Linked DNA regions of Homo sapiens: region 1 is linked to region 2. Evidence: chromatin loops called from intact Hi-C (ENCODE). Cell type or tissue: mammary epithelial cell. All regions are shown on one strand. Each heading gives the region's core, and the rest is flanking DNA. Links, peaks and the distances in the headings are about the cores only.

Evidence for each region. Peaks named below come from ENCODE experiments on the same cell type or tissue, not always from the same donor. Only the 100,000 strongest peaks of a DNase experiment are listed, where the experiment ranks them.
Region 1: it touches region 2 in a loop (14-fold over the local background); 15 of 110 quality-filtered maps call a loop at or near these places.

The regions. Positions count from the first base shown.
Region 1 is chr15:100,669,984-100,674,863 of GRCh38, forward strand. No RefSeq gene overlaps it. Among named protein-coding and RNA genes, the nearest start is that of ASB7, 70 kb to the left of the region's middle. In mammary epithelial cell, for the core only: a CTCF peak has its summit at 2,195 (motif pointing right); no DNase peak of the experiment used is centred there; H3K27ac peaks cover 396 bases.
Region 2 is chr15:101,006,099-101,010,966 of GRCh38, forward strand. LRRK1 (leucine rich repeat kinase 1) reads left to right here. Exons shown (of 34, transcript NM_024652.6): 7 at 2,739-2,965; 8 at 4,352-4,479; 9 at 4,576-4,739. Among named protein-coding and RNA genes, the nearest start is that of LRRK1, 89 kb to the left of the region's middle. RefSeq lists enhancers at 886-1,180, 2,159-2,488. In mammary epithelial cell, for the core only: CTCF peaks have their summits at 1,053 (motif pointing left) and 2,484 (motif pointing left); DNase peaks (open chromatin) are centred at 1,033 and 2,433; H3K4me3 peaks cover 623 bases.

The sequences.
Region 1 (4,880 bases), core at 517-4,516, 340 kb before region 2:
GCTGGGAGGGAAACTCTGCTCCAGGCCTCTCTCTAGCTTCGGGGAGGGTTTCTGGAGATCTTTGGCATCCCTTGGCTTGTTGAAAACTCATCCTGATCTGTGCCTTCATGTCCATGTGGCAGTCTCCCCGTGTGTGTCTCTCTCTGTCCACGTCTCTCCTTTTTATTTTATTTATTTATTTATTTATTTATTTATTTATTTATTTATTTATTTTTCTGAGACGGAGTTTCACTCTGTCGCCCAGGATGGAGTGCAATGGCAAGATCTCGGCTCACTGCAAGCTCCGCCTCCCAGGTTCATGCCATTCTCCTGCCTCAGCCTCCTGAGTAGCTGGGACCAGAGGCGCCCGCCACCACGCCCGGCTAACTTTTTGTATTTTTAGTAGAGACAGGGTTTCACCAAGTTAGCCAGCATGGTCTCAATCTCCTGACCTTGTGATCTGCCTGCCTCAGCCTCCCAAAATGCTGGGATTACAGGCGTGAGCCACTGCGCCTGGCCCTCATCTCCTTTTTATAAGGACACCAGTCTCATTAGATTAGGGCCCACCCTAATGACCTCATCTTAACTTGGTGCAGCCTGCAAAGACCCTATTTATTAGTAAATTGCAGTCTGCAGCGCTCGGGGTTAGGATTCAACACATGAATTTTAGTTGGGAACACAATTCCACCCATCAGAGTCACCATATTTGGCTCCACTTAGCCATGGCCTGCTTGGTGCAGTCATCCTCCACCTGCTCATAGCACACTTGATTAAGACTGGAAGGATGAGGGCTCACTTTTCAAAGCGTGCTCATTGAAGTGGCAGGAGGCTGTGAATCACAGGGACCCCGTGCTGGGAGCACTGGGTATACGTGGAAGTCGCTTCAGGGAGAGAAGAGGAGATGGGGAGAGTTGGGATGTTTACACTATTGCCTGGGAAGTGATGGGCTCTGCTCCCGGGCTGCCTCACCCCAGCCCTGTTAATACATTGGCTGTTCAGGACCCTTTCCCCAGAGCCCCAGGCTGGGTTCTGGCACGAAGGCCCACACCCACAATGGAAAGGCTCGAGGTATTGGAAAGTAAGTCCCCCCGCCCCCACAAGACTTCCTGAGAGCTGCCAGGTGAGCATGGCAGGAGGTGACCACACTGTTTTAATATCTGGAAGTCACCAGAAAGGGGCGAGCCCTGCCGATGGTTCTGTTGTTAAAGGGGCCATTTCCAGCGCAGCTTTGGGGGCACAGGTAGAAACAAACGTTTCATGAATGAACCTCCACCCGGCGATTGCTCTTCAACGTGGAAATGGCAGCACTGCGTAGCAGGGAGGGGAACTCTGCACTGGGGGTCTACTGGGGAGAACTTAAGGAAAGCTCATTTGCATCTTGAGTTAAAGCACCCTGGGCGCTGTGCCTCTGTCTGGGAATCTCTGTGGGTGTGTGGAATTAGATGCACCTGCGTTCAAGTCCTGACTGCACACCTCTGTGCTGCGTGGTGATGGGTAAGCCACCTCACTCCCAGAGACTCAGTTCCCACACAGGGACAGTGGGTACAGGGCTCCTGTGAAGAGGACCCAGATGATGGGTGTCAACAGGCACTGGCAAATGACAGCCGGCAAGTTAAGCAAGCTGCGTCCAGCCACATCGCCCAGCCTCCTCCTTGCTGGGGTCATTTCCCCCACCCGACCTCATTGCAGAATCCATACTTTTACAGATGGAGGCAAAAAGCACTCCCTAAAATACTCATGAGTCTAATTCCTGTGACTCTAACCCAAAATACTCCTGACTTTAAACCAAGACTACCCCAGTTTTTTCCTTTTTAAGAGGAATTACCCAATAGAGCTTGGAATTTGTTTATTAGTGGTTATTTGTGCACATTTGCAAAAGGGGGAGACCAGTTGGAGACCACAGTATTTATGAAAAGAAAAAAAGCTCGTGTCCTGTTTTCATGTGTGTGTGTGTTTTAATGAGTCATTCGCTACAGCGTGATCTGCTGGGCACGGGGATTACCGAATATTCTAGAGTCTAAGGCTCTGGATTTTACCGTTATTGTAAGAGGCACCATCAGAGCAGTAACAGCTTTTCAGAAGGGAAAAATGCCACCATCTTAACATACGCGTCCATTGTAAAAGTCATCATGAATTCAGAAATGTTAAAAAGAGGGGAAATGTCAACCAGGAAATATGGTGTGTGAATGCTGACCATCCGGCAGAGGGCAGGACAGCCACAGCCTCAGTAGAGGGTGGGACACAGAGCAGGGGACAGTCTGGGGGTTGCTGTTGAGTGTGGGCTTGGAAAGGCAGCTCTGTGTGGGTGGGAGCCTCATATGCGTGAGATCGGCCCAAATGTGCCCCCTCAGAAAAGCACAGGTTGTACTTTTCATCTCCACGTCCCGCTTAAGGAACCCATTTTTGGACTTTCTGTTTTTAATTGTAGATTGATAAATTATAGTTGTATATGTTTATGGAGTACAAAGAGTTGTTTTCATCCATGAATACAATGTGAAAAAATTAAATCAAGCTAATTAACATATCACCTCAAAACTTTTCATTTTTTTGTGGTGAGAACATTTGAAGTTTACTCTTAGTGATGTTAAAATGTACTATACATTATTATTTACTATTTTATTATGATGTGCACTATATCTCCAAGGAAAATAAAATTCCTCCTCCTTTTAATTGAGGCTCTGTACCCTTTGACCATTGCCTTTCAATTTTCCCTAACCCCTGGCTCTAGTAACTGCCATTCTATCCTCTGCTCCCTTCCCTCCCTCCTTCCCCTCTCCCTTTCCCTTTTTTTTTTTTTTTTTTTTTTTTTTTTTTTTTTTTTTTTTGAGATAAGGTCTCACTCTGTCACCCAGGCTAGAGTGCAGTGGCGTGACCCTGGCTCACTGCAGTTTCGACCTTTCAGGCTCAAGCAATCCTCCCGACTCAGCCTCCGGAGTAGCTGGGCCCACAGGCCTGTGCCACCACACCTGGCTATTTTTTTTTTTATCTTTTGTTGAGATGGGGGTATCACTATGTTGCCAGGGATGGTCTCTAACTCTCCAGCGTTCCTCCCATCTCAGCCTCTCAAAGTACTGAGATTACAGGCATCAGCCACCAGGCCCAGCCATCTGCTTGTTTTCGATTCCACATGTAAGTGAGAACATGTGGTATTTGTCTTCCTGTGCCTGGCTTATTTCACTTAGCATAATGTTCTTCAATTCCATCCGTGTGGCTGCAAATGGCAGAATTTCCTTCTTTTTAAAGCTAATAGTACTCCATTGTATATATGTACCACATTTCCCTTATCCGTTCATCTGTTGATGGACGCTTAGGTTGATACTATATCTTGGCTATTGTGAATAATGCCACAGTGAACATGGGAGTGCAGATACCTCTTTCACATACTGATCTCAAATGTTTTGGCTAAATCACCAGAAGGGTGATTGCTGGATCTATGGTAGTTCTATTTTTATTTTTTTGAGGAACCTCTATAGAGTTTTCCACAATGGCTGTACTAATTTACCAACAGTGTTCAAGCGTTTCCTTTGCTTCATATATATATTTTTAATTAGGTCTTGAGGCTTACTTTTGTTTTTTCAGACTGAGATGAGGTTTTGAATCCATTTTTTGGTATGTGAAAGTTTTTTTTATATATACTTTAAGTTCTAGGGTACATGTGCACAACGTGCAGGTTTGTTACATAGGTATACATGTGCCATGTTGGTTTGCTGCACCCATTAACTTGTCATTTACATTAGGTATATCTCCTAATGCTATCCCTTCCCCCACCACAGGCCCCAGTGTGTGATGTTCCCCGCCCCATGTCCACGTGTTCTCATTGTTCAATTCCCACCTATGAGTGAGAACATGCAGTGTTTGGTTTTCTGTCCTTGTGATAGTTTGCTGAGAATGATAGTTTCCAGCTTCATCCATGTCTCTGCAAAGGATATGAACTCATCTTTTTTATGGCTGCATAGTATTCCTTGGTGTATATATGCCACATTTTCTTAAACCAGTCTATCATTAATGAACATTTGAGTTGGTTCCAAGACTTTGCTATTGTGAATAGTGCCACAATAAACATATGTGTGCATGTGTCTTTATAGTAGCATGATTTATAATCCTTTGGGTGTATACCCAGTAATGGGATCACTGGGTCAAATGGTATTTCCAGTTCTAGATCCCTGAGGAATCGCCACACTGACTTCCACAATGGTTGAACTAGTTTACAGTCCCACCAACAGTGTAAAAGTGTTCCTGTTTCTCCACATCCTCTCCAGCACCTGTTGTTTCCTGACTTTTTAATGATTGCCATTCTAACTGGTGTGAGATGGTATCTCACTGTGGTTTTGATTTGCATTTCTCTGATGGCCAGTGATGATGAGCATTTTTTCATGTGTCTGTTGGCTGCATAAATGTCTTCTTTTGAGAAGTGTCTGTTCATATCCTTTGCCCACTTTTTGATGAGGTTGTTTGTTTTTTTCTTGTAAATTTGTTTAAGTTCTTTGTAGATTCTGGATATTACCCCTTTATCAGATGGGTAGATTACAAAAATTTTCTCCCATTCTGTAGGTTGCCTGTTCACTCTGATGGTAGTTTCTTTTGCTGTGCAGAAGCTCTTTAGTTTAATTAGATCCCATTTGTCAATTTTGGCTTTTGTTGCCATTGCTTTTGGTGTTTTAGTCATGAAGTCCTTGCCCATGCCTATGTCCTGAATGCTATTGCCTAGGTTTTCTTCTAGGGTTTTTATGGTTTTAGGTCTAACATTTAAGTCTTTAATCCATCTTGAATTAATTTTTGTATAAGGTGTAAGGAAGGGGTCCAGTTTTGGCTTTCTACATATGGCTAGCCAGTTTTCCCAGCACCATTTATTAGATAGGGAATCCTTTCCCCATTTCTTGTTTTTGTCAGGTTTGTCAAAG
Region 2 (4,868 bases), core at 869-4,868:
ACTGATAGACACCACCTTAACCATGAGACCAAACAGGGCACCACCTGTAGCAGGAACACCTAATATCAGGTGCCCCGGGTGGGGTTTAGTGGGAACCACTCAACTAGACTCTAAGGTTGTTGCCCAAAATAGCTAACTTTAATCTAAACTTTAGGAAAAACTTGAGTAAATTCAGATTATGGGATATTCTATAAGACAAGCAGTGAAACACACCAGCATCTGCCCCCGATGAAGAGGCTAAAAGTTGCAGGACTTAATGCAACGACAATGTGATAAAAAAAAAAAAAAAAAAAAGAAAAGGCATTAAAAGGTGTGAAGACTCTTCCAGATGAAAGAAAAGTAAAGAAACATACAGTGTAATGCAGTGTGTGATTGCAATGTCATGCAATTGTCAAGGGATCCCAGATCAGGACACAAAATAGTTATAAACCACATTTCTGGGATAATTGAGAATATTCTAACATGGGCTGTGAACTTAATAATATCGTATTGATGTTACACTTACTGAAAATGATAATTATACGGCTGTTGTGTAGAAAAATATTATTCTTCAGGGATACATGCTGAAGTATTTACGGGTGAAGCATCACGATGTATAATTTACTGGCAAATGATTCATCAAAACATAAAAAGCGTGTGTATTTGTGTGGAGAAAGAGGGGCAAAAGCCTATGTGACAGCGTTTTAACAATCAGTGAGTCGAGGTGGAGAGTGCACAGGTATTCACTGTGTCCTAGTGCAACTTTTCTGAAATTTAAAAAATTTTTCAAAATTAAAATGTGGGGAGTAAAATAGTAACAATCAAACAGGCCCAGGGCAATTGAGTGACTTGTCTTAAAAAATCAGCTCAGAATCTACCCTCCTGGCCTAAGATCCAGTGCCGCCCTTCCCTTTTCATCCATGTGAACAGAGAGACAGACAGACAGAGCGACAGAGTCCCTCATTCCTCTGGTTCAAAGACCGGACGGAGTGTTGAGGGGCGTAGGCCCAGTCTTTCCAAACTCCTGGAGTGGGCGGAGGAGGAGCTAAAGACAGGCGCTCATCGCCATCTGGTGGCCAAATAGGGATGCCCGTCACCTGCCGCCAATTTTTGAGGAATTCATCCCACGTTATTGGGACCTTTCTCGTAGCCTCTGCTTGTTACATTTTCCCATTTGCGAAGCACTAATTTTTGTTCATATTTCTGCTCCTCTAATTTTCCAATACGGATTTCCAGTTGCTTCGAAGAAACAGACCCAAAAGCAGATTTCTTCTCCCCAGAAACCTGATTGAGCCCAATATTCTTCGGTAATCAGGAAGAAAGAGCAAAGTCCTGCTCCCATATATTTCGCCAGGTCCCTTTGACCACCCCATGCCGGAAAACCGCTGGCCCTTCTGACTCCCTCTGGTGGAAATAAAGGAAGACCAGTGAGAAATGAGTGGAGCAAAGACATTTTGTTTAGCAGGACTTCAACGGCAAGAGCGCCAGCCACCAGGACTTGCGTGTGGCAGAGACCCACAGGCTGGCAGAGGAGCGGGAGCTTTCTAGTGGGACAAAGGGAAGGCCTCCGGGGCCTCCTGCCGGGAGGCCGTTGTCGTGGGGAAGCTGGGGGGCCTCGCTGCAGGCTGGGCATCCTATGGGATTGGTAGGGGTGCAAAGTTGGCTCTCTCGGGTTGGTCCTAAATGGAAAGTGAGGACAAAAATTAGAGAATCGGTCAGTTATTAACCAAGTCCTGGCCATTTTAGACTGACTTTTACGGAAATGATGGCTTAGCTTCCTGGGTTGTTACTAGAGATAAGAAGTGGCTCATGCCTGTAATTGCAGCACTTTGGGAGGCCAAGGTGGGTGGATTGCCCGAGGTCAGGAGTTTGAGACCAGCCTGAGCTCGACGAACATGGTGAAACACCGTCTCTAATAAAAACACAAAAATTAGCCGTGAGTGGTGGTGCAGCTACTGAGGAGGCTGAGGCAGGAGAATCGCTTGAACCCGGGAAGCGGCGGTTGCAGTGAGCCGAGATCGCACCACTGCACTCCAGCCTGGGCGACAGAGCGAGACTCCATCTCAAAAAAAAAAAAAAAAAAAAAAAAAAAAAAAAAAGAGGCTGGCCTCCTGCAAGAGACTGGCTTCCCGGGCTGTTTGCTATAGATAAAGAGGTTGGTTTCCTAGGCAGGTCACTGTGGGTCGTGGGCCAGAGTTCTGTTTTTTATATATTGTGTGGCCATCGTCTGTCTGTATCTCAGGCTCGCTCTGAAAGCAGCCTGTCCACCAAGCACCCTGGCGCGGTGCGGGCAGCTGCAGGCGGCAGCTCCTCTGATCACAGGAAAGGCCGCCTTGAAGGGAGGTCAGAGACTTGGGTTTGGGAGTCAGCTTTCTTCTCCAGTCTGGGGGAGGCGCCTGGACGCTTCAGCGGTCTCCTCTGTACGTGGACAATCCCGCCGCGCTCTTCCCTGTGAGCCGCCTCTTGAGGGGCGGCACTGAGCCCGCGCCCACCGGCGCCCTCTGGAGGTTGGAGGGTGACTTGCAGGCGCTGTGCACAGATTGCCTGTGAGACGCAGGTGCCGATGGGAACAGGTAGCTCTTCTGCACCCACCACCGTGGCAGGTGCCGGCGGCCGAGAAGGACATGTGCAGGCCTCTTGGGACCCGGGCTGGAGCAGGCACACAGACGCGCATTTGCATTAACCCTTGCTTTATTCCAAGCCCATGTGGGCCCTGAACTCACCCTCCACATGTGCTTTTCCTTTCTTTCCACCACCAGGCTCTCCGTGTGAAATGGTCCCATCTCAGACTGCCCTGGGTAGACCTAGACTGGCTCATAGACATCTCCTGCCAGATCACGGAGCTCGACCTTTCTGCCAACTGCCTGGCGACCCTCCCCTCGGTTATCCCCTGGGGCCTCATCAATCTCCGGAAGCTGAACCTCTCCGACAACCACCTGGGGGAGCTGCCTGGCGTGCAGTCATCGGACGAAATCATCTGTTCCAGGTGGCTCCCCGGGGTGTGACCGGAGCCGTGTGTGACCCCGCTGTCACCGTTGTGCTCCTGCACATGCTCCCGGGTTGTATTTTGTGGTTTTGGGGGAAAAATGTTCTGGCTAAAATAGGAGAAGGAGTTTTGCCTACCCTGAGGCAAGCCTCCCTTTCAGGTTAAAACAGAGAGGTTTAGAGAGATCATTTGTCTGGCCCAAGTTTACACAGCTCACCCGGGGACATGCGAATGCTTGCCTGAGATGCTTGTCTTGGTCCTGCCCAGGAATCAGATGAGGGCAGCCAAACCTTCCCACACTGGTGGATGCAATGGGGCTCTGAGGCACCAGCTTTTACTCTGCCTTCCAGGGAAAGTGGGAAGGGCCTCAGAGAAAGGGTTAACTCTGCAGGACTCTGGCAGCAGGTGGACAGTGTGGGCAGTCCAGGCTTGCTTCTTCTGGAGGCCTTGGAGGGAGACCTGAGCCTTACCCCTGAGCTTGCATGGAAGGAGGAATGACCTTAGTTGATTTCTTTATTTTTTATTTTTATTTTTATTTTTTTTGAGACGGAGTCTCACTCTGCTGCCCAACTGGAGTGCAGTGGCATAATCTCGGCTCATGGCAACCTGCAACTCCCTGGTTCAAGCAATTCTCCTGTCTCAGCCTCCCGAGTAACTGGGATTACAGGCACATGCCACCACACCCAGCTAATTTTTGTATTTTTAGTAGAGACGGGGTTTCACCGTGTTGGCCAGGATGGTCTTGACCTCCTGACCTCATGATCCGCCTGCCTCGGCCTCCCAAAGTGCTGAGATTACAGGCATGAGCCACCGCACCTGGCCTGATTTCTTTTGGACACATAACTGCAAGTCCTCATTCCATAAAGGGTTGAATCGATTTTTAAAATGAAAAACCAAGGCTCTAAGTGAAGCAAGAGTCAAGAATGTTGGAAAGAGCTTGGGGTAGGCATTAATCCATGGGACTCCCAAGTGAGAACGGGAAAGAAGCCTGCACACCAGAACTTAAAAAGCAAGTGCCGTCCAAGTGAGGCCCTTCACCTGGGCCAGATGGACAGGTCCAGAAGGTTCAAAGCCCTGCTCTGTGGTCTCAGCAGCTTTCAGGGAACCTACTCATTTTGCTATTACATGCCTGCGAAGGATTCGAATCCCTGTTGGTCAGTGGAGCCAGGGCCCACCGATGAGAGGTTTGTCTTTATCTACACAGGACACAGTAAGAGTTCTTCAAAAGAATTAAAAATCATATGCACTACATTTTCAATGCACACTCTTTAACCTTGCATGGGGAGAAAAAGAAAAAAAATACACCTCTTGGTTTATAGAAAAATATGTAAATTTGGTGTTTTCCCTCTTTATTCTGATGCCTGCCTTCCTTCTTCTCCATCGCAGGCTACTTGAAATTGACATTTCCAGCAACAAGTTGTCCCACCTCCCTCCTGGATTCTTGCACCTCTCAAAACTTCAAAAACTGACAGCTTCAAAAAATTGTTTAGAAAAATTGTTCGAAGAAGAAAATGGTATGTTTTCTCATCAACTTGAGTGAATTAGTCATTTTCTTCTTGGTAGGGATATTTTTACCAATTCATACTTTGGGTCTTTTTTTTTTTTTTTAGCCACTAACTGGATAGGTTTACGGAAGCTACAGGAACTTGATATATCTGACAATAAATTGACAGAACTCCCTGCCCTGTTCCTTCACTCTTTCAAGTCCCTCAATTCTCTGAATGTCTCCAGAAACAACCTGAAGGTGTTTCCAGATCCCTGGGCCTGCCCTTTGGTGAGTATCACACCAAAAGTCATGAAAGCCACAGTCAACTCTGCCTCTCAGCTGGCCTCAGAGAGCCCTCAGGTGCATTATGTCAGTTCATCCCCTCAGCAGCGAAGCCGGGTAGAAGGGCCCGGTTCC